Linked DNA regions of Homo sapiens: regions 1 and 2 are each linked to region 3. Evidence: chromatin loops called from intact Hi-C (ENCODE). Cell type or tissue: PC-9. All regions are shown on one strand. Links, peaks and the distances in the headings refer to the core of each region. The heading gives the core; the rest is flanking DNA. Region 1 overlaps CR1L (complement C3b/C4b receptor 1 like). Region 2 overlaps CR1L (complement C3b/C4b receptor 1 like). Region 3 overlaps CD46 (CD46 molecule).

The links. Peaks named below come from ENCODE experiments on the same cell type or tissue, not always from the same donor. Only the 100,000 strongest peaks of a DNase experiment are listed, where the experiment ranks them.
Region 1: a loop joins it to region 3, with 9 times the contacts of the local background. A loop is called at or near these places in 23 of 110 quality-filtered maps.
Region 2: it touches region 3 in a loop (5-fold over the local background); 16 of 110 quality-filtered maps call a loop at or near these places.

Annotation. Positions count from the first base shown.
Region 1 is chr1:207,706,262-207,714,863 of GRCh38, forward strand. It overlaps CR1L (complement C3b/C4b receptor 1 like), which reads left to right. Exons shown (of 12, transcript NM_175710.2): 10 at 1,917-2,002. It also overlaps the pseudogene RNA5SP534 and the pseudogene LOC100422434. Among named protein-coding and RNA genes, the nearest start is that of CD46, 41 kb to the right of the region's middle. In PC-9, for the core only: no CTCF peak of the experiment used is centred there; DNase peaks (open chromatin) are centred at 1,930 and 5,210; H3K27ac peaks cover 511 bases.
Region 2 is chr1:207,694,294-207,702,895 of GRCh38, forward strand. It overlaps CR1L (complement C3b/C4b receptor 1 like), which reads left to right. Exons shown (of 12, transcript NM_175710.2): 5 at 60-458; 6 at 3,210-3,386; 7 at 3,478-3,580; 8 at 4,896-4,981; 9 at 7,226-7,325. Among named protein-coding and RNA genes, the nearest start is that of CD46, 53 kb to the right of the region's middle. In PC-9, for the core only: CTCF peaks have their summits at 4,761 (motif pointing left) and 4,960; a DNase peak (open chromatin) is centred at 4,788.
Region 3 is chr1:207,792,322-207,800,923 of GRCh38, forward strand. CD46 (CD46 molecule) reads left to right here. Exons shown (of 13, transcript NM_172351.3): 13 at 1,198-3,183. Among named protein-coding and RNA genes, the nearest start is that of MIR29C, 5.3 kb to the right of the region's middle. RefSeq lists enhancers at 6,304-6,403, 6,514-6,653, 6,944-7,073. In PC-9, for the core only: CTCF peaks have their summits at 5,203 (motif pointing left) and 5,407; a DNase peak (open chromatin) is centred at 5,160; H3K27ac peaks cover 403 bases.

The DNA.
Region 1 (8,602 bases), core at 318-8,317, 86 kb before region 3:
AGTATAAAAATTAGCTGGGCGTGGTGGCGTGTGCCTGTAGTCACAGCTACACAGGAGACTGAGGTGAAAGGATCACCTCAGCCCGAGAGGCTGAGGCTTCAGTGAGCCGTGATGGCACCCCTGCACTCCAGCCTGGATGACAGAATGACACCTTGTCTAAAAAAAAAGAAAAAGAGAAGACGTATGTAAGACAGTGTCAGGATTCAAATTATGTATTAAAAAAATTCCAGAAGGGTAAGCAAATAAGCCCATACCTAGCCATCACTAGGGAAATTTCTGTGTTTCAGGGATAGAGAAAAAAACTCAGATTCCAGAAATAAAATGTGAAAATGTAATACCCGCAAAAGAAATAAATTTATTGACACCACATTGATTCTACACAACACTAAATTGTAGAAGATAGCACTTCTGTTGAGCCAAGCTAATATTCACATCTAGAGGCTCCAGATACACATTAAAGAATAAGCAAAGACACAAAAATTGTACCATTTAAGTATGTTTCCCAGGCAATTAATAAGCAAATTTTTAAAAAGGAGAATGATGAATTCCTAAAGAAATCTCAATGAGATAGAAAAGTGGTAAAAACAAACAACAACAACAAAAAACCATAAACACAAAAACTGGCAATGTAATCATAATTTAGTAATAATCTCTGTGAAGTCATAGAATATATCAATAGAAGTAGAAAATGTGAGAAAGCAGGAAAAGGTAGGCTAGACTTACAGAAAAGATGAGTAGACTGACTGTACAGAATTTGACTCTGAAATTGAGAAAATAGGTTTAAATATATGTATCAAGTGTATATATCTACAATATACATGCACACATATAAAATTAAATTCCTAATTGGAAAAAATATTAAGTTTAATTTCCAAATTATTAGAATAACTAAAACAGCTGAATCTATCTGTTCCATATAGTAAGGGGAGGGAAGGAAAAAGAATAGCAAGGAATGCATTTGTCTCTGTCATCGGAAATAAGCCCCATCATGTTTGGGTCAGGTCATTTTATTCATTGCTTTCTCCTCATCCTCATCATGGGACATCGTGAAATCATGAAAAAGGTAGTGAAAGAATTATGACAAGGCCGAGCACAGTGGCTCACGCCTGTAGTCCCAGCACTTTGGGAGGCCGAGGTGGGAGGGTCACCTCAGATCAGGAGTTCAAGACCAGTCTGGCCAAAGTGGTGAAACACCATCTCTACTAAAAATACAAAAATTAGCTGGGCATGTTGGTGCATGCCTGTAATCCCAGCCACTCAGGAGGATGAGTCAGGAGAATTGCTTGAACTCGGGAGGCAGAGGTTGCAGTGAGCAGATATTGCACCATTGCACTCCAGCCTGAGCGACAGAGCCAGACTCCGTCTAAAAAAACAAACAAACAAACAAAGCAAATCAAATATATAATTTATTTCAATCCATTTGGTTTAAACTTCTTGTCAAAAAACCAAGTCTACTAGACAGGATCAAAAGCAACAAATCTTGTATTTATAAAAAACATGCCTCAAGTTAAATGGCATAGTATTACACACACACACACACACACACACACACACACACATATTAAGGGAATACGCAAACAAAAAATGGCAGAAATAATATGGGAAAAGACAGAACTTAAGAAAGAAATTGTCAAGCAGGTCTACAAAATGATTGTTTTATTTTGGTGCCAGGTACAGTCCACAATGAAGTCAAGATATTAAGAAGTAAAGTGGACCAGGAGAAGTTAGAGCAGAAATATCTCTTTTCAATAGTGAGAGCAGAAAAAGAAGTAGAAAAGCTGGGAACAATAGGTAAAGTTTAGGCTAGGCCTTAGACTTCTCCTATATTGTAATCCCTCTGGTTTGCCACATATGCATGCTGTCAGGAAGTTGATGAGGTATGTACAGCACAATTATTTTCCATTTTTTGCCTTTAGGCACCGACTCATTGGTCACTCATCTGCTGAATGTATCCTCTCGGGCAATACTGCCCATTGGAGCATGAAGCCACCAATTTGTCAACGTGAGTTGAAATCTCTTTCCCCATTCACCCCACCATTTAACCCTAGAGTTGTCCTCCTAGAATTACAAAGAATGAATCTCATCCCTCTTGGAAATGGTATCCTTCTGATATTTGAAGAATCCAGTCATATCCTTAAAATGGCTCACAGCATTCCAAACTTCCACCTTCACCTAGAAATGCTTTTTTTCTTATCTTAAGGTGTAATTTATTTTAAACTAGTCTTGAGCTAATTTAAATAGCCCCCAATTTCATCCTCTGTTGGGTGAACACCTCCCAGTTTGAAGAGCATTTTCTTTGGTGAAGTCAACAAATACAAAGTCAGTGAAAGAAACCGCATATCCTCTCTGCAAGCTGTTAGTATCACATCAGATATTCAAGCCATGCAGCTCTTTCTTCCTTCTTATTCTTTGTCTAAACAGGATCATGCCATCTTCCCTGTGAGTTGTTTGGAAGATGAGCTTTCTACATTTTGGGGAGCAAAGAGGAATGAGCAATTGCAAGCTAATAAGGAATATAAAATGTGTATAATCCTGGGTTTAGTGATGGTGTGAGGAAATCAGCAATTTCAAACCCATCTGGTGGGAGAATAAGTGGGAACAAACTTTGTAGAAGGGCAATATACTGGCTGGGCACTGCCCTACAGTAGAGTAGGACACAGTATTCAGTTCTTCCAAGATCAGATGAAATTGGGTGCATTCAGGGTGGTATGGCTGTAGATCAGTATCCAGTTATTTGTATTACTTCTGAATCTGTAAGTATCATGTTTATTATATGTAATATTGTATATTTGTGTTTGCTTTGTCTTTATTAGTTCTGCCAGAGCTTTTGTTCTTATTATTTAATAAAGATGTTATACTGGGCCAGGTGTGGTGGCTCACACCTGTAATCCCAGCACTTTGGGAGTCCTAGGTGAGCAGATCGCTTGAGCCCAGGAGGTCGAGACCAGCCTGTACAACATGGTGAAACCCTGTCTCTACAAAAAATACAAAAATTAAATGGGCATACTGGCACACGCCTGTAGTCCCAACTATTCGGGAGACTGAGAGGTGGGAGGATTGCTTGAGCCAGAGAGGTCAAGGCTGCAATGAGCCATGATCGTGCCACTGCACTCCAGCCTGGGCAGCAGAGCAAGACCTTGTCTCAAAAAAAATGCTATGCTGTATGCTTTATTATATTAATATCCAATAGAATAAAGACACATGCCTTCTATATAGAGAGAACTAAATTAATAATGGTGAGATAACATAGTTAAATTCTCATTTAGCAGGAGAAATATAAATGTGTACTATAGGCCAGGCACAGTGGCTCACACCTGTAATTCCAGTACATTGGGAGGCCCAAGGTAGGTGGATCACTTGAGGTCAGGAGTTCAAGACCAGCCTGGCCAACATGGTGCTACCCCATCTCTACTAGAAATACAGAAGTTAGCTGAGCATGGTCGTGCATGTCTGTAATCCCAGCTACTTGGGAGGCTGCAGCAGGAGAATCATTTGAGGCCAGGAAAGGAAGGTTGCAGTGAGCCAAGATCATGATACTGCACTCCAGCCTGGGCAACAGAGACTCTGTCTCAAAAAAAAAAAAAAAGGAAAAAAATGCTCTATAATAATATATGGACACATTTAGCAAAGTAATGTTAACTACGAAGAGCACAACTCACAATATTATAAAATTGTAAGAATATATCTGTACATTAGTAAATATTAGATGAGAATGATATTGTGAATATTTACTTCCGGTAATTTGGGATTTCAGAAAAGCTATTAGCATAATTTACAATAAAGTATAATTTTAAGAAACCATGCCGGGCACGATGGCTCACGCCTGTAATCTCAGCATTTGGAAGGCAGAGGCAGGTGGATTGCTTGAGGCCAGGAGTTCAAGACCAGCATGGCCAACATGACCAAACCCCAACTCCACCAGAAATACAAAAATAAACCAGATACGGTGGTGCGTGCCTGTAATCCCAGCTACTCGGGAGGTTGAGGGGGGAGGATTGCTTGACCTGGGAAGTTGAGATTGCAGTGAGCCATGATCGTGCCACTGCACTCCAGCCTGGGCGACAGAGCAAGACTCTGTCCCAAGGTTTTGTTTTGGTGAACTTGCGGTCTCTTTTCCCAGGAATTCCTTGTGGGCTACCCCCCAACATCACCAATGGATATTTCATTAGCACCGACAGAGAGTATTTTCACTATGGATCAGTGGTGACCTACCACTGCAATCTTGGAAGCAGAGGGAGAAAGGTGTTTGAGCTCGTGGGTGAGCCCTCCATATACTGCACCAGCAAAGATGATCAAGTGGTCGTCTGGAGCGGCCCAGTCCCTCAGTGCATTATACCTAACAAATGCACACCTCCAAATGTGGAAAATGGAATATTGGTGTCTGACAACAGAAGCTTATTTTCCTTAAATGAAGTTGTGGAGTTTAGGTGTCAGCCTGGCTTTGTCATGAAAGGACCCCCCGCACCGTGTGCAATGCCAGGCCCTGAACAAATGGGAGCCGGAGCTACCAAGCTGCTCCAGGGGTGTGTTTGCCTGAGGCCTAGAAGGGCCCTGCAAGTGACATGCATTGCTGTTGGATCAGGAGATGAGTATTTGTTTAGGGGGAGGGATGTATGTTGAGGAGGGTGGGAAAGTAAGTTTTGGGGGAAGAAGCATGAAATTAAGAATCTGGGGTGTGCAAGCACTCATGCATATGTGTCTTCATTTTGAAAAGCAAGACCTTAATTAGCCAAGAAAACTGGTATTTTGGACTCACCTATTAATCAATTGTCAGGGCAAAGTACCAGCTGCAATCTCTCTCAATTATATTGAAAAATTATATGGACTTTATGGTCAGCTGTGCCCTAAGCACTTTGTATACATTATCTCATTTATTATTTAAAACAACACTGTCTTATTTAAGGGCTTGTGTTTTTGATGGCTCATCTTGTCTACTGATGCCACAATAGCTGGCTTAGCAGCGGAGTGGGAGGTGTTATGGCAGATACATAGGGACAGAGAAAGAGCTTACAATTCTTCTACCAACCCATGTTAGCCTTGTGCAACCACTGAGCTGGGAAGACAAACAGATAAAGGGATATAAAGACGGATGTACCGAGGCAGGAGATGGGCAGGGCTTGTGTTCTGGTCACAATCCTGCTGACCAAAACAGAATCTGGCCTAGACAGGATGAAGTGAAAAAACAGCAGCAACAGGCAGATGGCGATGAAAGCAATCACTAGCTGCCCTCATATTCCCATCAGCACTGTGACAGTTTACAAATGCCATGGCAACGATCTGGAAGTTACCACCCCTTTCCAGGAAAGTTCTAAATAACACGCCCCTCAATTTGCATTGATGTGCCCCTTAACTTACCTGTAATTGGCTGGGCATGGTGGCCCATGCCTGTAATCCCAGCACTTTGGGAGGCCAAGATGGGCAGATCACCTGAGGTCAGGAGTTCAAGACCAGCCTGGCCAACATGGTGAAACCCTGTCTTTACTAAAAATACAAAAATTATCTGAGTGAGGTGGCTCGCACCTGAAATCTCATGAGGCTGAGGCAGGAGAATCACTTGAACCTGGGACGCGGAGGTTGCAGTGAGCTAAGATCACACGACTGTGCTCCAGCCTGGATGACAGAGTGAGATATCACCTCAAAAAAAAAAAAACACAAAAAACAAGAAACAAAAATAATTTACATGTAATTGAAGCGGGCTTACAGGAGTATAAATACAGTTGCCTGCCAGGAGCTCATATGTTGCTGACTCTGGGCACATTGCCTGTGAGTTAGCCCTGCTCTGCAAAGGGCAATGCCTTTCTAAAAGATCGCTGTCTAGCACCACTGGCTCATCCGTGAATTCTGTCCTGAGTGAGGCAAGAACCCTTCCAGAGTAAGCCCCAATTTAGGGGCATGCCTGTCCCCAAACAGTATGACTGTACTTTAGTCATTGGTGTGCAATCAGAGAAATATGGGGAAATCTGTAAAACAGACTTGGTCTCAGGTGACAGTCTCATTACCTGAATAATGATGGTACAAATACCTCCCTAGGAAATATGTAGATGGAGAATCCACCAATACTAATAACTCCACACTGGATATCCAGAGCTAGGAGAAAATACTTCATGCCCTGTAGATTTACAGGTGAATTTTGGGCCATGTGCTAGGGAGAATTGTGTTCTATTTCTCTACCTTTTACTAACTATGAGGCCTTCAGCAGGCATAGGATATAGCAAAAGAAATTCCCCCATAACTAACAAGTACTCTGGAACTGTCCTTTCTACAATGTGTCAGCCGCCTCCAGAAATCCTGCATGGTGAGCATACCCTAAGCCATCAGGACAACTTTTTACCTGGGCAGGAAGTGTTCTACAGCTGTGAGCCCAGCTATGACCTCAGAGGGGCTGCGTCTCTGCACTGCATGCCCCAGGGAGACTGGACCCCTGAAGCCCCCAGATGTACAGGTGCCTCTCTTTCCCCCTCACATGGAAGTCTTACTCCTGTTGTTTTATTTTTTCTTCTCGTGAAATCCTGTGATGACTTCCTGGGCCAACTCCCTCATGGCCGTGTGCTGTTTCCACTTAATCTCCAGCTTGGGGCTAAGGTATCCTTTGTTTGTGATGAAGGGTGAGTGTGACCCAGTGTTGAGACCAAGGACTCAGTGTGGAGAATCACTGAGTTAATCCAATTAAGGAGCTGACCTAGTAGATAAGAAGTACCCAGAGAGATTAATTTATGGAAGGGTAGTTTTGAAATAAGCGTTAATCCAATTAAGGAGCTGACCTAGTAGATAAGAAGTACCCAGAGAGATTAATTTATGGAAGGGTAGTTTTGAAATAAGGGTAGGGACTAAGTGGCACCGCCTTCAGAAAACAATGAAAAAATGGCACATACAACTCAATATCAGATACAAACCTAAATACAGTCACTGATCTTGGGTACACAGTTGGAACTTGAAATGAATGGGTACGTATTTATTTGGAGGCAAAAGAACATAATTTTATAAAATGTGTGCTAGAAAAAAAAGATGAATGAGATGGAAATTGTTTGCCTCATAATAAGGCAAAGGTTGTTTTAGGAAACTTAAAACCAGTCAATAATGGAATCTGTAATAGTGTATGAATAACTATGTTTTAACCCAATTACATATCTTCATGTCAAGAATGGCCAGTGTAATTGTTTTGATGCAAGATTTTTCTCAGCCACTTTGCCAGCTGGTGACCTCTGGCCAGAAACATCCCTGTCCAGGCCTTGCTCTACCCAGGATCAATGCAGGAGACACCTCATCTACTTGGCCCACCCAGGCCGTGCCAGGCTTGTGCTCTGATGCAGAGCCCATGGCTGCCGCGACTACATGCTCAGCCTCTGGGAGGGGGTGTGTGAGTGAGCAAGTGGGGGTTCCAGCTGGCCGCGCCAAGCACTGGCACAGGAGCGGGCTCCGTGCAAGGCTTGTGGCTGGACCAGGCATGTCACACTGAAGGGAATGTGTTGGTGCCCAAACAGGGGTCCCCACGACCCCGAAGCCCAGAGGGGGTGTAACAGCATGGTAATAGCTCTTAGCATTTGATAATGCCTGCAGCCCAACAGATGGCGGTGTGTTAACAACTCTGTCAGTTCCATCGCCCCGCTCAGGCCTGCATCTCCAAGGCTGACTTGGCCTGCATCTCCAAGGCTGACTTGGCCTGCATCTCCAGGGCTGACTGGACCTGCTGGTGCTTCCTGTTGCATGGAATAACTTCCCTCCCCTAGGAGACGGCAAAGAGCCACTGTATTACAGCCTTCTTCATACCTGCGTTTGGTGGGTCCTGAGTTCTTGTCCCGCATCCAAGAAGAACAAGCTTATGCTGACAATAGAAGGGTGAGGAGGGTGGAGAAGAGTTTTATTGAGTGACAAAACAGCTTCTCAGCAGAGAAGAGACACAAGGGTGGACCCCAGATGAAGTCAGGGGGTCATTCTCTCAGTGTGGCTGGTTCTGGAGCCTTTATGGACTCAGAATTGGAAGTGTGTGTTAATTGGTTGGTGAGTATGCAAAAAAGGCTAAAACAAAGCCACCACTCAAAGGTGGGCACAACAGTGCAAAAAACCAATTAGGGAAGAGCAGGTATATGTGAAATAGATGAAGAGTGGGGATCAATCAGAGGAAAGCACACCCAACAGGAAGAGAGGTTCTCAAGCCAGTCCATGGATTTACCTGGAACTTGTAGCTAGGCTTTAAACTGTCTTCAGCTTGAAGGTCGGGTTTCACCGGGATCCGCCCCATCTGCCTGTGATTTGTCTGCCTCCTGCTTCTACCACTGTCAAGTGGTATTATTCGTTGCTTATGTGTATCCATTATTCTTGGTGATACAGTATGAGTCTGGGGGATAACTAGATTGAGCAATTAAGGAGTTATTTTTAATAATTTCCAAGGATTCTTTGGCATTTACAAAGTCCACCACCTAATAATGATTTCCAATTTCAGAACGATTTTAGATTTCAGAAGGGAAGCAGTACTCAATAGTAAGTTGAGCATTTCAGGGTGGCAAAGACTCCTCCCCTGACCCTTCTTTTTTTCTTAGAACACATGGTTCAGCATGCTTCTGTGAGCCTCTTTCTGGCCTGTTACATTTGGAGTGGCGAGAAG
Region 2 (8,602 bases), core at 133-8,132, 98 kb before region 3:
GTGACTCGTGAGATTTTTGTCATTCATTATTTAAATTGACTGTGCTCTTCCTTTCCCAGGAATTATTTGTGGGCTACCCCCCACCATCGCCAATGGAGATTTCACTAGCATCAGCAGAGAGTATTTTCACTATGGATCAGTGGTGACCTACCACTGCAATCTTGGAAGCAGAGGGAAAAAGGTGTTTGAGCTTGTGGGTGAGCCCTCCATATACTGCACCAGCAAAGATGATCAAGTGGGCATCTGGAGTGGCCCAGCCCCTCAGTGCATTATACCTAACAAATGCACGCCTCCAAATGTGGAAAATGGAATATTGGTATCTGACAACAGAAGCTTATTTTCCTTAAATGAAGTTGTGGAGTTTAGGTGTCAGCCTGGCTTTGGCATGAAAGGGCCCTCCCATGTGAAGTGCCAGGCCCTGAACAAATGGGAGCCAGAGTTACCAAGCTGCTCCAGGGGTGAGTCTGACTGAGGCCTAGAAGGGCCCTGCCAGTGACATGCATTGCTGTTGGATCAGGAGATTAGTATTTGTTCAGGGGGAGGGATTTGTGCTGAGCAGGGTCGAGAAGCAAATTTTCTAGGTAGTGAACATGAAATTCAGAAGGTGTGTGTACATGCAGATGTGCTGAAATGAAGAAGCAAAGCTAAACCTGGACAAGGAACGTGATGTTTCTTTGGAGTTCTTATAAGCAAATCTATTAATTACCTTTGAGTATAATAACTGCTGATAGAAAATGAGTGATTCTTCCAGCCAGGCACCATAATACAGGCTACATGTGAATTTTAATCCTTAAAACAAAGTTATTAGGTAGTTACCAGTTTTTCTAGGTTTGTCTGTTTTGTTTTGCTTGAGACAGGGTCTTGATCTGTCACTCAAGTTGGACTGCAGAGGTGAGATCATGGCTTACTGCAACCGCCACCTCCCTGGCTCAAGCAATTCTCCTGCCTGAGCCTCCCAAGCAGCTGGGACTACAGGTGCATGCTACCACACCTGGTTAAATTTTTTATATTTTTTTTATAGAGATCGAATCTCACCATGTTTCCCAGGCTTGTCTCGAACACCTGAGCTGAAGCAATCCACCCACCTGGGCCTCCCAAAGTGCTGAGATTATAGGCATGAGCCACTGTGCCTGGCCTCTATGTTTTGCAGAGAAAATGTGCCTTAGAGAAATCGGATAACTTTCTAAGATATTAACTTGCAGACTGAAGACTGAAACGCAAGTCCACCCGACTCCAGAGACTTGGCTTTGCTAGTCAGCATCCAGTCAGGAAATCAAAACTTACTCTAGATACTTTCAAGGAGGGAGGGATTTCATGCAGGCTGTATTAGACTCTTCTCACATTGTATAAAGAACTACCTGAGACTGGGTAATTTATAAAGAAAAGAGGTTTAATTAACTCTCAGTTCTGCAGGCTATACAGGAGGAATGACTGAAGACTCCTCAGGAAACTTACAATCATGGTGGAAGGCAAAGAGGAAGCATGTATATTTTCATATGGCTGGCAGGAGACAGCAACTAGGGAGGTGCTACACATTTTAAACAAGCAGATCTCAAGAGAACTATATCACAATACAGCACTAGGGTGATGGTGATAAACCATTAGAAACCACCCCCATGATCCAGTCACTTCCCACTAGGCTCCTCCTCCAACACTGGGAATTACAATTTGACATGAGATTTGGGTGGGGACACAGAGACAAACCATATCACAGCTAATAGGTCACAAAGATGTTAGAAGGGCAGGAAAATCAGGCAGCCTCCCTAGCAATAGGACGAAGGCAGAGTTACCAGAGATCAGGGAGCTGCTGTGGCTCCCAGTCTACACAGCACAGGAGCCTGGAGGGATGCTCAAGTGGCCAGCCCCTCCCACTGAGCAGGCAGCTCCCTGAAAGCTGCTAATGCTGCAGGAGCCACCACAGCTGCCAGAATGCAGCTGATATTGCTGGAGCCAAAGTCATTGGCATCGCTAGAATTGAAGCTGTAGCTGCTCACTGAAGTCATCTATACTGCCACTGCCTGAGCCACCTCTAGAAGTAGAACAGACTCTGCCATCATCCTGCTTTTTAATTTGGTATATATGCCTCCAACTGGAAGAACCTAACCAGAGCCCAGCTATCAAGGAAGACAAATGATTATAGTTTTAAGGTTTCCATTGCTAGCAGCCAAAAGACAGTGCAGAAGTGTGAGGCTAGGGGCCAACAGAAATTTAACCAGCACAGCACCTCAATATTACATCACCAGGCATTGATTAGTCAAGGGAAACACTGGGTGATGAGCCCTGAAAATGGACATTACAGCATCAGAGTATTTACAAACTCCCTAAAGAAGTCATTTTTCTAGTCCAATCCCCCATTTGATGCTTGAGAAAGCTGAAGTCCAGAAAAGGGAACTGATCTGCTCAAAGACAAACTGAAATTATTTTTTCCATTTTATAACAGTTTTATATAATTTAGTTGAGACCTAAATGTGTTCTGACTTCCTGAGTTCCGATCAACTATATTAAGAGAGAGCCAGCGCTGCCCTTACAATATGTTGTGTGAAATAGACACTCTCATTATGGTGACAGTAGGTCTTTTAGATTTTGTTCGACAGTTGCCCACCTTCTCACTGGAGTGAAATGAATGACTAGGCAGCACCTTGCTGCATAGCATGAAGGGAGGAGACCCATAGTTCTTTACCACCCTATGTCAGGTGGCCGCTGAGAGAAGACTTGAAAGGAGAAGAGAATAGATGTATGTTTGTTGCACCAGTGTGATAGGTGATGGAGGGACCTATTAGATGAGACATGGGCAGGGGCACTCCTTTATGGCCTAAAATGCAAGACGAAATTGGTGATGCCTTTCTAGAAAGGAAGCATGGAGATATAAAAATCCATCATCCCTCCCAATTTTGTACTGGGTGAACAGTAATTGGAAGCATTCTAGAAGGAACTGTCCATTGTGAAATCTTAGTTGCATACTTTAGATGTAAAACAATGAATTGGGGATACCTCTGTTTTAGTCACAGTTGTGCAATGTGTCAGTTCTATGAGTGATGGCAAGACATCTTCCTCGCCCTGTGTATTTAGTTTGTTATCAATGTAATAAGGCTGTTATTCTACCTTTTTTGTTACATATAGATTTGTAATTATTATTCCCTTGGCCAGTTTAACAGTGAGAGAAAAGTTATTTTCACACAATTAGCAGTACTTTGTTTCTCTCTCCCCAGTATGTCAGCCACCTCCAGATGTCCTGCATGCTGAGCGTACCCAAAGGGACAAGGACAACTTTTCACCCGGGCAGGAAGTGTTCTACAGCTGTGAGCCCGGCTACGACCTCAGAGGATCTACGTATTTGCACTGCACACCCCAGGGAGACTGGAGCCCTGCAGCCCCCAGATGTGAAGGTGACTAGACTCTTATCTGGCTTGGTATTTTTAGCTTGCGTCTTTATTCTCCACATGCCAGTTATTTCTGTTCGTTTTTCTTTTTTTCCAGTGAAATCCTGTGATGACTTCCTGGGCCAACTTCCTAATGGCCATGTGCTATTTCCACTTAATCTCCAGCTTGGAGCAAAAGTGGATTTTGTTTGTGATGAAGGGTGAGTATGAGCTTGCCTGACCTGCTGGACATTGAAATTGGGGTTAGGAATTAGTCCAAAAAGGGGAGATTTGATGTGGCTTAAAAAAAGACAGACAGACAGACACACACACACACACACACAATCAGAGAGATGAACTTTTGAAAGTATATATAGGAAGAAAGGAAAGACACATATGGAACTAATAACATGAGATATGAAGAGGACACTGGGCCATATATTAACTGGCAAATTCAAAGACAAGTATAATTACTTGTTATTAATATATAGGTAACACAGTAAGTTTAAAAAATCCTATTTTCAAAATTTTAGAATTTCAAAACAGCAAATAGAATATGAGTAATTTAAGAGTCTCAGAAAAAATTGCAAGTAACAAAAAACTTATTCTAAAGAGCTAGGATCATTTAAGAATCATTTCAGTAAATTCTTTAAACCATCAGTAATGAAATTTGTAATAGGACTGAAAGTGTAAAAATCAGCATTTTAAAAAAATCCAGTCATATATCGTCTGGCTAGTCATGGGCTCTGGGCTCTGAGCTGGGGTTCTGATGGCTGCTGTTAATATTTCCAGCAAGGTCATTACCTTGTTTATGTCCACCTAGTGCTCTTCACAGGGTGCACATCTCTACACGGGAGCTGACCAGCATGGGCAACAAAGCACCTGATCCCAAAATGTAACACAGAATCTTGGCAGGCTCCAAAAGCCAGCACCCAGTAAGAGTTAGGAGGGCATCGGGGCCCAACAGACATTGAGAATTTTCAACAATTGCGTACAAAAATTATGTCCTCTCTTCTTTCCTTTTTCCCCTAGAATATTCGTGCTTACTCTTCAGCAGCCCAAATTGCCCTTTTGAGCCTTCTTCACGCCATCACAGATGTGGAGATGAAAGGACAATCTCTGTTCTCTCGCCAGCTATTTCCCACTTTACCACTCCAAACTGGGAGCTGTTTTACTTGCTGTTCCAGGGTCAGAGTTACGAAGGCATTGCATTAGAAGACTGGGTTTCTAATAATGACAATGAGTAATCAGTGAAACTCCAAGCCTGGGTCCTGGGTCAAGGAGATGGTGGCTATTTTGTGACCACCTTTTTCAATTCAAGCAGGACTATCATGTGACCAAGCTACTGCATTTTGCCACTCTATATTGCTCCCTTCTGGAGGCTGTGATTTTTCCAGAATAACGTAGCCTGTGCAACTCTGCCACCTGCTGGCCTCAGGTCCTCAAAATCCTGAAATTGGGGCTGGGCCTTAGATTGTGAACTAAGTGTCCTCTTGGCTGAAACAGCTCGCTATTCACTCCTATTTTCTTCTTTAGATTTCAATTAAAAGGCAGCTCTGCTAGTTACTGTGTTTTGGCTGGAATGGAAAGCCTTTGGAATAGCAGTGTTCCAGTGTGTGAACGTAAGTAATAGGAGTAACATTTCAGGCCAATCTCTCCCCTTCATCTGTTCAGTATTTGACCCATGACCTCCCCTAATGTGGTTCTTCAATTTTCTAATCTGAATTATTGATTTGAAAATTTCTTATTTTAGTAATGTTTGGTTGTGAATCAATGTGTACATCACCTGTCTTTGGAACTATCTGATCTGTCTCTGTCATTTTGTATTCTATGTTCTATTGCGATAAATCCTATGGTCGTGTGCTTCTAGGTCAGGAGAGATTAGATAATGTGAAGCTTTTACAATTTGCTTTCTTTCTCTACTTCTTTTCTTTCTTCTCTTCTTTCCTTCCTTCAGTTCTTTTTTCCCTTCTTCTCTCCCTCTCTCCTTCCTTCTTTTTCATTTTGTTCTCCAATCAATGTGCAGTCAGTCTACAATTTGTGTATATATTTGATAATACTCAAGTATCAAACATGCCTTTATTTAATCAATTATTTATTGATCACATACTTTGTGCCTCTGTTCATCTAGATACTGGAGTTATAGCAATGAACAAGATGAGTGAAGTCCCTGTCCCCATGTTGTTTTTACTCAGGTAGGGAGAAGGACAAGGAAAAAAATAAGCAAATTAAATGCTACGGATAATAGATCAAAGCAATGAAGAATGAGGGAAAAGTGGGGAGTAACATTAGACAGGGTGAGCAGTTTGAGACTCCATAAATTCTCAAAATATGTACCTAAATAATTTATGCTGAGAGATTCATAAATAATAAGTCATTTTTTTAAAATGAGCCTCATATGTTCAATAATCAGTAGACTACTGATTTCTCCTAGTCTACCCATTTATAATTTCCCCAATAGAAGATAGAACTTTGCTTCATTTCTTGATTCTAATGATTGGAAAACATGTTTCTTTAGAAAACCATGAAATTTTACTAAAATGTTTATGTTCTTAGAAATGTACTTGGACATCTTACAGTGCTTTTTAGAGTAAAATTTTGGAAGAACATAACTTATATAGAGATGCTTGCTGTCTAAGAAATCCAGTGCTCCTTGAGGCAGCATGACAAATGTCTGTTCTACTATCATGCATGAAAGCTCATTGATTGGACTACTCAAGCTTTCTCTTATTTTTCATAACTCTGGTAGTTAAAATAACTTCTTCCAAATGCCAGTTCTAATGAAAAATGCCAATTAGAAATGAGGAAGAGACTATTATAAACAAATCAGTAGATGCTAGAAAGGAGTAACAACTTGAAACCTGACCCAGAAAGTAAAAAAAGAAAATAAATCATCAACAGACCTTGACATTTTCAAAAGCAAAGCAATCTGAATCCATTTGGAGTTTTTTATAATGGCCTGAATATGTTTCAATTCACTGTGGCAGGGCTATTGTTATCACTGAGACTGATGATCAATATCAGTAAGTAATCAGTGAAAGTTTTCACCTATTTAAGATGATTAGCACACATATATACATTTGAGAAATATTTCCCAAGAACGTAGGCCCCTTCCTCAGCACTGTGTCCCCAGGATCCTGATGAGTGGCTGACACAGGATAAGTGCTAAATTAAGAAAGATTGACTAAATGAATGAGTAACCCTTCAAAACGGTTATTTTTCTTCTTCAAATGTTTTGCTACTTCATTAAAGTTGTAAAGTAAGTAAACTTGCACTGGATCTTTCCCATGTCTGCAAAAGCTTCTTATTGAATTTTTTCAATTGTGGGATAAGAGAAACCTTTTTTCAAAAGCGTTCAGATAGGTGGATGTAAGAGTTTTTCTTGCAGGTCGTCTTTGATTATTGCTTGAAATGCTCACTTCATGAGAATGTTTCAAGGAATATTTGTAGAGAAAATCTTCATTCCTTATGGGAAAATAAATAATAAATGACTCTATATCAGGAAATAAAGATTGTGTAGGAAGACAAATTCTGTTTGAATAACTAGGTGGGAAGAAATCCTTTGAAAACTTTATTGGTAGTAAATAATGCCATAAATGACCTTTACATTTTGATAAGGGATGCAAGGTCTCTACACAGATCTAAATCTAGATCTAGATAGATCTGGAGGGAAGGTCTTTTTGAAAGTGGGGCTTAGTAGGTGGCTGATCCTGAGGCTCTCTGATGAGTTTTCTCAAGGTGCCAAAATCTGTGGAACTATCAGAACTGCGTGTTTTCTTCAGGAAGCTACATGCAGGTTGAGACCTTACGTACTGAAGAGAGTTCAGATTACTCTACCTGGCTCCAAAACATTTTCTTTCCCACAGGTAAATCATGTGAAACTCCTCCAGTTCCAGTGAATGGCATGGTGCATGTGATCACAGACATCCATGTTGGATCCAGAATCAACTATTCTTGTACTACAGGGTGAGTTGGCAGCAACATCTCTTGGTTCCAGAGTTCCAGCACAGCAATACTACCTTCTAGCCACATCTCAGGAAGGAAACTAGGCTGTTGCCACCTGCTCTTGAGAGGTTTGAACACAGGTATTAACTCCTGATTGAAATGAACAAAGATAGGAGAAGATTAGGGGAAAAATCTGTGTCCTTGCTGGAAACCAGGGCAGTGCACACATAAAGAGTATGCCGTTCACTGGATGGGAAGGAAAAAAAATTAGGAGTATAGTAGTCAAAGCACACAAACAACCCTAACCCAGAGTAGACATTGCTGGAAGAAAGGGAAGGGCATGTAGCAGCTGTGTGAGAGAACAAATCTTAATGATAACAGCATGATCGCTTGCTAGGGCTGCCATCAAAAAGTACAGGCCTTCCTCATTTTATTGTACTTCACAGATGTTATGCTTTTTACAAATTGAAGGCTTGTGGCAACGCTGCAACAAGCATGTCAGTTGGCATCATTTATCCAACAGTGTGTGTTGACTTCGTGTCTCTGTGTAGCATTTTGGTTATTCTCACAATATCCCAGAGGTTTTCATTATTATCATGTCTGTGATAGTGATCTGTCTTCAGTGATCTTTGATGTTACTATTTTCATTGTTTGGAGTCCCTACGAACTGCACCCATATAAGACAGAAAACTTAATAAATGTGCATGCTTTGACTGCTCCATGGACAAGACATTCCCCTTCTCTCTCCCTCTCTTCAGGACTCCCTAATCCCTGAACACAATAATACTAAAATGAGGCCAATTAATAGCCCTACAATGGCCTTTAAGTGTTGACATGAAGGGAGGAGTCATGCATCTCTTACTTTAAATCAAAAGCTGGAGATGATTAAGCTTAGTGAGGAAGATATGTTGAAAGCCAAGACAGGCCAAAAGTCAGGCCTCATGTGCCAAACAGCTAGCGAGTTGCAAAGGCAAAGCAAAAGTACTTGAAGGAAACTTAAAGTGCTATTCCAGTGAACACATGAATGATAAGAAGGTGAAACAGCCTTATTGCTGATATGGAAGAAGTTTTAGTGGTCTAGATACAAGATCAAACTAGACATATTTCCTTAAGCTAAAGCCTAATCCTGAGCAAGGCCCTAACTCTCTTCAATTCTGTGAAGGCTGACAGAGGTGAGGAAGCTGCAGAAAAAAAGCTGGAAGCAGCTGGGCACTGTGGCTCATGCCTGTAATTCCAGCACTTTGGGAGGCAGAGGCAGGTGGATCACCTGAGGTCAGGTGTTCAAGACCAGCCTGACC
Region 3 (8,602 bases), core at 259-8,258:
TTGGAGAATTCAGTGACAGGCCAAACCATTAAGTCTGTCATCACAACAGTCCTTAGGGAACTGCAATATTATAAGTATAGTAATGACGCAGTAGAGAACCATAATGATGGCCTCCCCGGCAAAGAAGAACCAACCCGTTTACGCCTGAGGTTGCAATTTTTTGAATTTTTGCAGTCAGACCCTGGCGATGACCTTGAGCAGTAGGAGATAAATTCCACATGCTTAGCGTTCCAGTAATGGAACACTAGGCATAAATGGGTTATTAAAGTATCCAGAATTAACATGCTTAGCTGTGACATTGGAAAGGCAATGTGTTTGCTGTGGCACACATACTAGTAAATAATGACTGGTCCGAATTTGGTTTTCGTTTGTCTATTAAAGTCAATTTACTAAGGCAGGGAGGGCCCAGAGCTGTGCTGTCCAGTTCAATAGCCATGCGTGACTGCTAAGGACTTCCAAAGTGGCTAGTCCAATGTCAGGTATGCTGCAAGTGTCAAACACACACTGGATTTCAAAGACTAAGCCAAAAAAATGTAAAATACATCTCAATATTTTGGTTATACTCGGTTAAAGAAAATAAAATTATTTTTGCCTTTTTATGTTTTTAAAAGTGGCTTCTGGAAAATTTTAAATTACATGTATGACTGGCATCATCTGTCTTTGGCCAGCACTAGACTAGAATAATAGGTTTTATAAAGATGTCTATTGTTATACTAAAAGTGTGACGTAAACTTTAGTTATTTAGGAGACTCTTAGTGGAATACATGATTTTCTTGACAGTGAGGGGTAGATGAGGCATCACATACTTGAACAGTTAGAACCACTATCTTTTTAAAGGTTCTGTGCCAGAGCTACAGCTTTAAAATGGAGGGATCAGGAAAGCATGCGTTTGTCTCCAGTCTTTCCCATTGGCCCTACATCAAAATGAGGACATAGTTACTAAGTACTTTGTGTGCTACTGCTCTATTTCTTGTTTTGGAGGGGATCAAAAATATAAGACAGGGATAAAGGAAGGTTTTTTTTACAGTGAGACCAGTTGAACATTTGAAATTATTTTAAAAGAATAATTTATTTCCCAGGTTGGTGGCTCATTACTATATTTTTTTAATTGTTCATTTTCTGAATAGGCTTCTGGAATTTAATTTCTGTACTTAATTATATTTATCTTTGACATGATCTTTATACCTTGGTTTGCAGGAAAGCAGATGGTGGAGCTGAATATGCCACTTACCAGACTAAATCAACCACTCCAGCAGAGCAGAGAGGCTGAATAGATTCCACAACCTGGTTTGCCAGTTCATCTTTTGACTCTATTAAAATCTTCAATAGTTGTTATTCTGTAGTTTCACTCTCATGAGTGCAACTGTGGCTTAGCTAATATTGCAATGTGGCTTGAATGTAGGTAGCATCCTTTGATGCTTCTTTGAAACTTGTATGAATTTGGGTATGAACAGATTGCCTGCTTTCCCTTAAATAACACTTAGATTTATTGGACCAGTCAGCACAGCATGCCTGGTTGTATTAAAGCAGGGATATGCTGTATTTTATAAAATTGGCAAAATTAGAGAAATATAGTTCACAATGAAATTATATTTTCTTTGTAAAGAAAGTGGCTTGAAATCTTTTTTGTTCAAAGATTAATGCCAACTCTTAAGATTATTCTTTCACCAACTATAGAATGTATTTTATATATCGTTCATTGTAAAAAGCCCTTAAAAATATGTGTATACTACTTTGGCTCTTGTGCATAAAAACAAGAACACTGAAAATTGGGAATATGCACAAACTTGGCTTCTTTAACCAAGAATATTATTGGAAAATTCTCTAAAAGTTAATAGGGTAAATTCTCTATTTTTTGTAATGTGTTCGGTGATTTCAGAAAGCTAGAAAGTGTATGTGTGGCATTTGTTTTCACTTTTTAAAACATCCCTAACTGATCGAATATATCAGTAATTTCAGAATCAGATGCATCCTTTCATAAGAAGTGAGAGGACTCTGACAGCCATAACAGGAGTGCCACTTCATGGTGCGAAGTGAACACTGTAGTCTTGTTGTTTTCCCAAAGAGAACTCCGTATGTTCTCTTAGGTTGAGTAACCCACTCTGAATTCTGGTTACATGTGTTTTTCTCTCCCTCCTTAAATAAAGAGAGGGGTTAAACATGCCCTCTAAAAGTAGGTGGTTTTGAAGAGAATAAATTCATCAGATAACCTCAAGTCACATGAGAATCTTAGTCCATTTACATTGCCTTGGCTAGTAAAAGCCATCTATGTATATGTCTTACCTCATCTCCTAAAAGGCAGAGTACAAAGTAAGCCATGTATCTCAGGAAGGTAACTTCATTTTGTCTATTTGCTGTTGATTGTACCAAGGGATGGAAGAAGTAAATATAGCTCAGGTAGCACTTTATACTCAGGCAGATCTCAGCCCTCTACTGAGTCCCTTAGCCAAGCAGTTTCTTTCAAAGAAGCCAGCAGGCGAAAAGCAGGGACTGCCACTGCATTTCATATCACACTGTTAAAAGTTGTGTTTTGAAATTTTATGTTTAGTTGCACAAATTGGGCCAAAGAAACATTGCCTTGAGGAAGATATGATTGGAAAATCAAGAGTGTAGAAGAATAAATACTGTTTTACTGTCCAAAGACATGTTTATAGTGCTCTGTAAATGTTCCTTTCCTTTGTAGTCTCTGGCAAGATGCTTTAGGAAGATAAAAGTTTGAGGAGAACAAACAGGAATTCTGAATTAAGCACAGAGTTGAAGTTTATACCCGTTTCACATGCTTTTCAAGAATGTCGCAATTACTAAGAAGCAGATAATGGTGTTTTTTAGAAACCTAATTGAAGTATATTCAACCAAATACTTTAATGTATAAAATAAATATTATACAATATACTTGTATAGCAGTTTCTGCTTCACATTTGATTTTTTCAAATTTAATATTTATATTAGAGATCTATATATGTATAAATATGTATTTTGTCAAATTTGTTACTTAAATATATAGAGACCAGTTTTCTCTGGAAGTTTGTTTAAATGACAGAAGCGTATATGAATTCAAGAAAATTTAAGCTGCAAAAATGTATTTGCTATAAAATGAGAAGTCTCACTGATAGAGGTTCTTTATTGCTCATTTTTTAAAAAATGGACTCTTGAAATCTGTTAAAATAAAATTGTACATTTGGAGATGTTTCATGATGATGTGTTTATTTCTAGTGGGTTTTGTCTCAAATTGAAGTATGTTTCTAATTGGGCCCATCTTCTAACCATTCCACTCCCACAGCCATTCCTCCTGTCCCTCCTAGCTCAGACCCTTAAGTATCCCCAGGCTTCTCCACTCCCAACCCATCACATAGATACTGCACAGATATCCAGTGACATCACATTACCTACTGGATGAAGTCCACATTTCTTAGCCTGATACTTGAAGACCTTTTACAATTAAATCCCAACTTTCTTCCCCAAGCATTTTCTATTGCACTTCTTCAAATAACCTACTCTCAGTCAAGCCTGACCATTTCCCCTGTGCTTTCTGCTGTATTCCTAGTTCATTGTTGCTTGAAACACCTACTGTCCTGTTGAGATCCTATGCATCTTCCAAGGCCCAGCTCAGATATTACCCTTCATGAAACTGTGCCTGATTTCTGCCCAGCTCTTATAGTCTTTATTATTACCTAACCTTGGGATAGCCACATTTAAGCATCTATATATACGTGTCCAGTAGAAGATATATCTTCTGCATCCTATGATCGCATATGTAGAGCTAAATAAAAACCCAAGTCCTAACAAAGTATAAAATTTATGTAACTAGTAGGATTTGGTTGTTTCTGCAAAAATCATTGTTGCTCTCTCTGCAGATTTGAATTAAGTCGGATTGCTAAATTTCTCAGAGCAGGCTTCAGTGTTTCTCAACCATGGCTGCACATTGCAATCACCGGGGGATATTTACAGACACCTGGGTCCCACCCCTAGAGATTTCTAGTGTAATTGATCTGGGATGTGGTTTGGGTGTAGGGATTTCCAAGCGTCCTAAATGATTCCAAAGTGCAGCTAAGGTTGAAAACCCATGCATTAGTAAATCTCAAGCCCCACAGTAAATTTTTCTATATAAACTTGTAAAGATAGAAGTTAAAGGCTTATATTTATAGAAGAAAATTATGGCTTTCTTAATTCAGCCTATTAAATCAGAAAATTTCATTGAAGACTTGAATTAAGGTTTTGTTGTTTGGCTAACTGAACAAGGCTAGCTGTTGTTTAGAAATACAGAAGCATTGTCTCAAATAAACATAAAAATACAGAAGCATTCTGTTTAATAAAACACTAGGTGAAAATTATATATATATGTGTGTGTGTGTATATATATATATATATATATACACACACACACACACACACACACACACACACACACATATTTTGAGATGGAGTTTCGATCTTGTTGCCCAGGCTGGAGTGCAATGGCACTATCTCGGCTCACCACAGCTTCCACCTTCTGGGTTCAAGCGATTCTCCTGACTCAGCCTCCTGAGTAGCTGGGATTACAGGCATGCACCACCGCGTCTGGCTAATTTTGTATTTTTAGTAGAGACGGGGTTTCTCCATGTTGGTCAGGCTGGTCTCGAACTCCCAACCTCAGGTGATCCGCCCACCTTGGCCTCCCAAAGTGCTGGGATTACAGGCATGAGCCACCGCACCCGGCCTGAAAATTATATTGACTATGAATAGAGCATTTTGGAAAATCTTATGTGACCTTGAGACTGTAATGTATTTTTTAAATTGGGATAAAATACATGGGGACAGTTAGTTACTTTGTAAGGTAACTAACAATAAATCTGTAAGAATGCTGAAGGGACTTGGGATTAGAAGGAATATGAATTTGTGGTGTTCAAGTAGATTTTAGGGTTTGTGGGAAATAGTCAACTCTATGGTATTCTAAAACTTAGTAATGTCTTTCAGCTAACATTTTAACCAAGAATGAGCTTTTCTGCATATTTTTAAATTTTGCATACTTGTACTTAAGTAGGATTTAACATGGAGTCTAATAACTTCCAGAAATGATTCAAAATTGAGTGATTGTACATACAGATTTTTTTTTTTTTTTTCCTGGACTACACTGTTTTCATCAGAATTTCTAGGCTCACTCAGAAAAGGTTACACTAGTATGACTAATCCTTTGTAAATCGGAGCACTGCTGCCCTCCTGTGGACTGTCACGGCATTTGACAATCCCTTCCTTACCAGCTCAAACCTAGTCACTATTCAGAAGTTTGAGTCATTGCTGTGATTCCCAGAAGACATTTTCAATTTCATTTGGGATATGGTATAAGACTAGTCCTCTTCTCCTTCCGTGAAATCAAAATTATTTTTTGACACAGGATCTCGCTCTGTCACCCAGGCTGGAGCTCAGTGGCTCAATCACAGCTTACTGCAGCCTCAACCTCCTGGGTTCAAGGGATCCTCCCAACTTAGCTTTCCCCAACAGCTGGGACTACAGGTGTGCACCACCATGCCTGGATAATTTTTGTATTTTTTTTTTTTTTTTGTAGAGACGGGCTCTCGCATGTTGCCCAAGCTAGTCTCGAACTCCTGGCCTCAAGCAATCTGCCTGCCTCAGTGTTCCAAATTACTGGGGATCCAGGCATGAGCCACTGTGCCCAGCCAAGATTAACATTTTTAAAAGAGTTTTAAATGCTGTCCCTTATTGCTTAAGTATAGGAGAAGTATAATATTGTGGATCTGTGGTCAATAAACAATTTTTCCTTCCCTCTCACATACCAGCAGAACGTTTGAACAAATTGCCAAAAGTATAGATAACATTTGAAAAAGCCGCCCTTCCTGATTCCTGATTCGATAGTACATAGCCCAGGGAAACCTGTACAGAGGTGGTAAAACTGGTGTTAGGAGACTCCACCTCCATTTATAAGATTTACCTCTCTCATGTAGCTTTTTACAAAACTAAACTATAATAATATGCTGCAGTGTGGCAAACCCTGTGCTAAACTACTGTAAACAGGAACCCCTGTAAACAGTAATCCTGGTGTTTGGGGCTTGTGGCTTCATTGAGAGAGAATTCAGGAACAAATGCTTAGAGAAGCACTTCAGAATGGTGTTCAGGAAAATTATCTATCGTCTGATTAATCTCCTCCACCTGAAAGCGTTCCTAGGAAAAATACTCTGTAAATTTGTATTTAAGTTGGGACTTGAGAATTCTTTGGTTAGGTTCCCATAGCATCGTGCTTCTCAAGTCTTAGTGTGCTAGTGAGTTACATGGTGATCTTCTTAAATTAGAATCAGAAGATTCAAAAGGTATCGGTTGGGGCCTGAGGTTCTGCATTTCTAATGAGTGCCTAAGGAGCTGTTTGTGGTGGGCTGTATGATGGCCTCTAAAGATATCCAAGTCCTAATACCTGGAACCTGTGAATGTTACTTTATATGGCAAAAGGGTCTTTACAGATGAGATTAAGAAAATTGAAATAGGGAGATTATCCTGGATTATCCAGGTGGGGGCCCTAAATGTAACCACAAGGGTCCTTCTAAGAGGGAGGCAGGGGGAGATGTGACTGTGCCAGAAGACAACATGGCCACTGAAGCAAAAGACTGCCCCGCTGGCTTGGAAGACAGAGGAAGGGGGTGCAAGCCAAAGAACGCAGCTCTAGCAGCTGAAGAAGGCAAGAAAACCTGTTCTCTCCCGGCGCTTCTGAGAGGGCGGGTGGCCCTTGCAGTCCAGTGAGCTGATTGCAGGCTTCTGGAATCTGTAACTGTACAAATGTGTGTTGTTTTAAGACACCATGTTTGTGGTAATTTTTTAGGGCAGCCACAGGAAACTAACACACCAGTGCTGGGGGCCCTCAGACCACAGTGAGTAGTAAAGCGTTTTAGGAACAAGACCACAGAAGAGAGGCTCTCAACTTTAAAACAACAGTGATGTCCAGACCCATTCCCAGACCAGCAAAACCAGAGACTGTAGGGATGGGACCAAGGGAACACTAATTTAAAGGCTCTTTGGGTGAACTGAATAGGAAGATAGGGTAGGGCACCATCATACTAGAATAAACTCAAAAATACAACTTTTGTGTTCAAGGAAAACTCTCAAGCTCCATCGAAGTATGGACACACTAGTCTGCCAGGTACTCTCCTGAAACTACACACCAGCTTCTCAAAGTGAAGGTCTGGGCCAGTATGTTACACAAATAATTGTCCAGTTCTAGACTTATTTCTGTTTCACCTAAATTGGCCAAATATTTGACTTGTCTCATCCATATTTATTAAGGACTCATCAGTGTTTTACTTCCACAGGTGGGATTTTCCAGTCCAACTTGCATGAGTCTTGAAGGTGCTGTCAGTCTAATAAGCCTCCCCACTCAATATTTTTTTCATTATCTATTCACCAAGACCCGCTTATAAATTTACAGCTAATAAAATCTGGTAAAATTTAGATAAGCAGGACCCATGTCCTACAAAGCATTTTCTACCTAGGTTGATAGCATGGCTTCATAAACCCGATTCAAGATGCTGTCTCTGGAAGAAACAGTCTACATAATTACCAATTTATTGTGCAAAACCACCTCAGAATGGCAATTTTAGATAAAGAGCTGTCCGCATCCAAATGAATAAAACAAAATAATCCTGTTTGAGGCACCGCAGTTACATTTTGCTTCTCACGACTTAGCAGTGTGGCACTATTTAAGCATTCAATGAGAGTGCTATAAACTTCTTTTATAGAAAAGACGTCTCAAATCATTGTTTTTGTGCTTTAATGCTGCACTCAATTTCACACTTACTCGTTTGAGGACTGGAATCAGGGCCTCCTGAGAGCAAAAATCTGTCGTCTGTATTTGCAACACCTAGGCTGGAGCTTTGAGCGTGGTGGGCGGATCAAAAACTGTTTAATTGGTAGGTAGTACAACAGACCCCAAAAATGTCTGACCTATAGGTATTTAATACTATTGTAGCCTATCTCAGTGGGAAGTGAACAAAACAATATAACTTAGGGTCTTAACTAACACCACCACTTAGGGTCTTCCCACCACATCCTGGGGATTAGAACATGGGTTCTTCCATCAACAGCCTGAAATAGCACTGCAGCTGCAGTGAGGGGGTGCAACATATGTACTGGCAAGTCTTCCCAGCAAATGCTACTTCCGCCCCCCACTCTCAGCCCACTGGGCAGGGCAGCCATCTAGAGGAAGACTGTGGCAGGGGGTTGGGCTTAGAAATGGCTTCCTAGGTGGCTGATTTGCCATCATTTATTGCAAGCCACTGGCTTAAAAGAGTTCTACTGAGGGTAGTTCATAGTCATGCACCTCCTGTGCAAAAAGCCTGATCAAGGGGCCACAGCCCGCCTTCCTGAAGATCCTACAAGCTTGATCCCCTATCAAATCAAATCTGGCTAATCTCTGAATAGCTTTACAAAACTGGCTCACTGGGCCAGGCGAGGTGGTTCACGCCTGTAATCCCAGCACTTTGGGAGGCTGAGGTGGGTGGATCACGGGGTCAGCAGTTCGAGACAAGCCTGGCCAACATGATGAAACCCCGTCTCTACTACAAAATACAGAAATTAGCTGGGCGTGGAGGTGCCACGCCTGTAATCCCAGCTACTCGGAAGG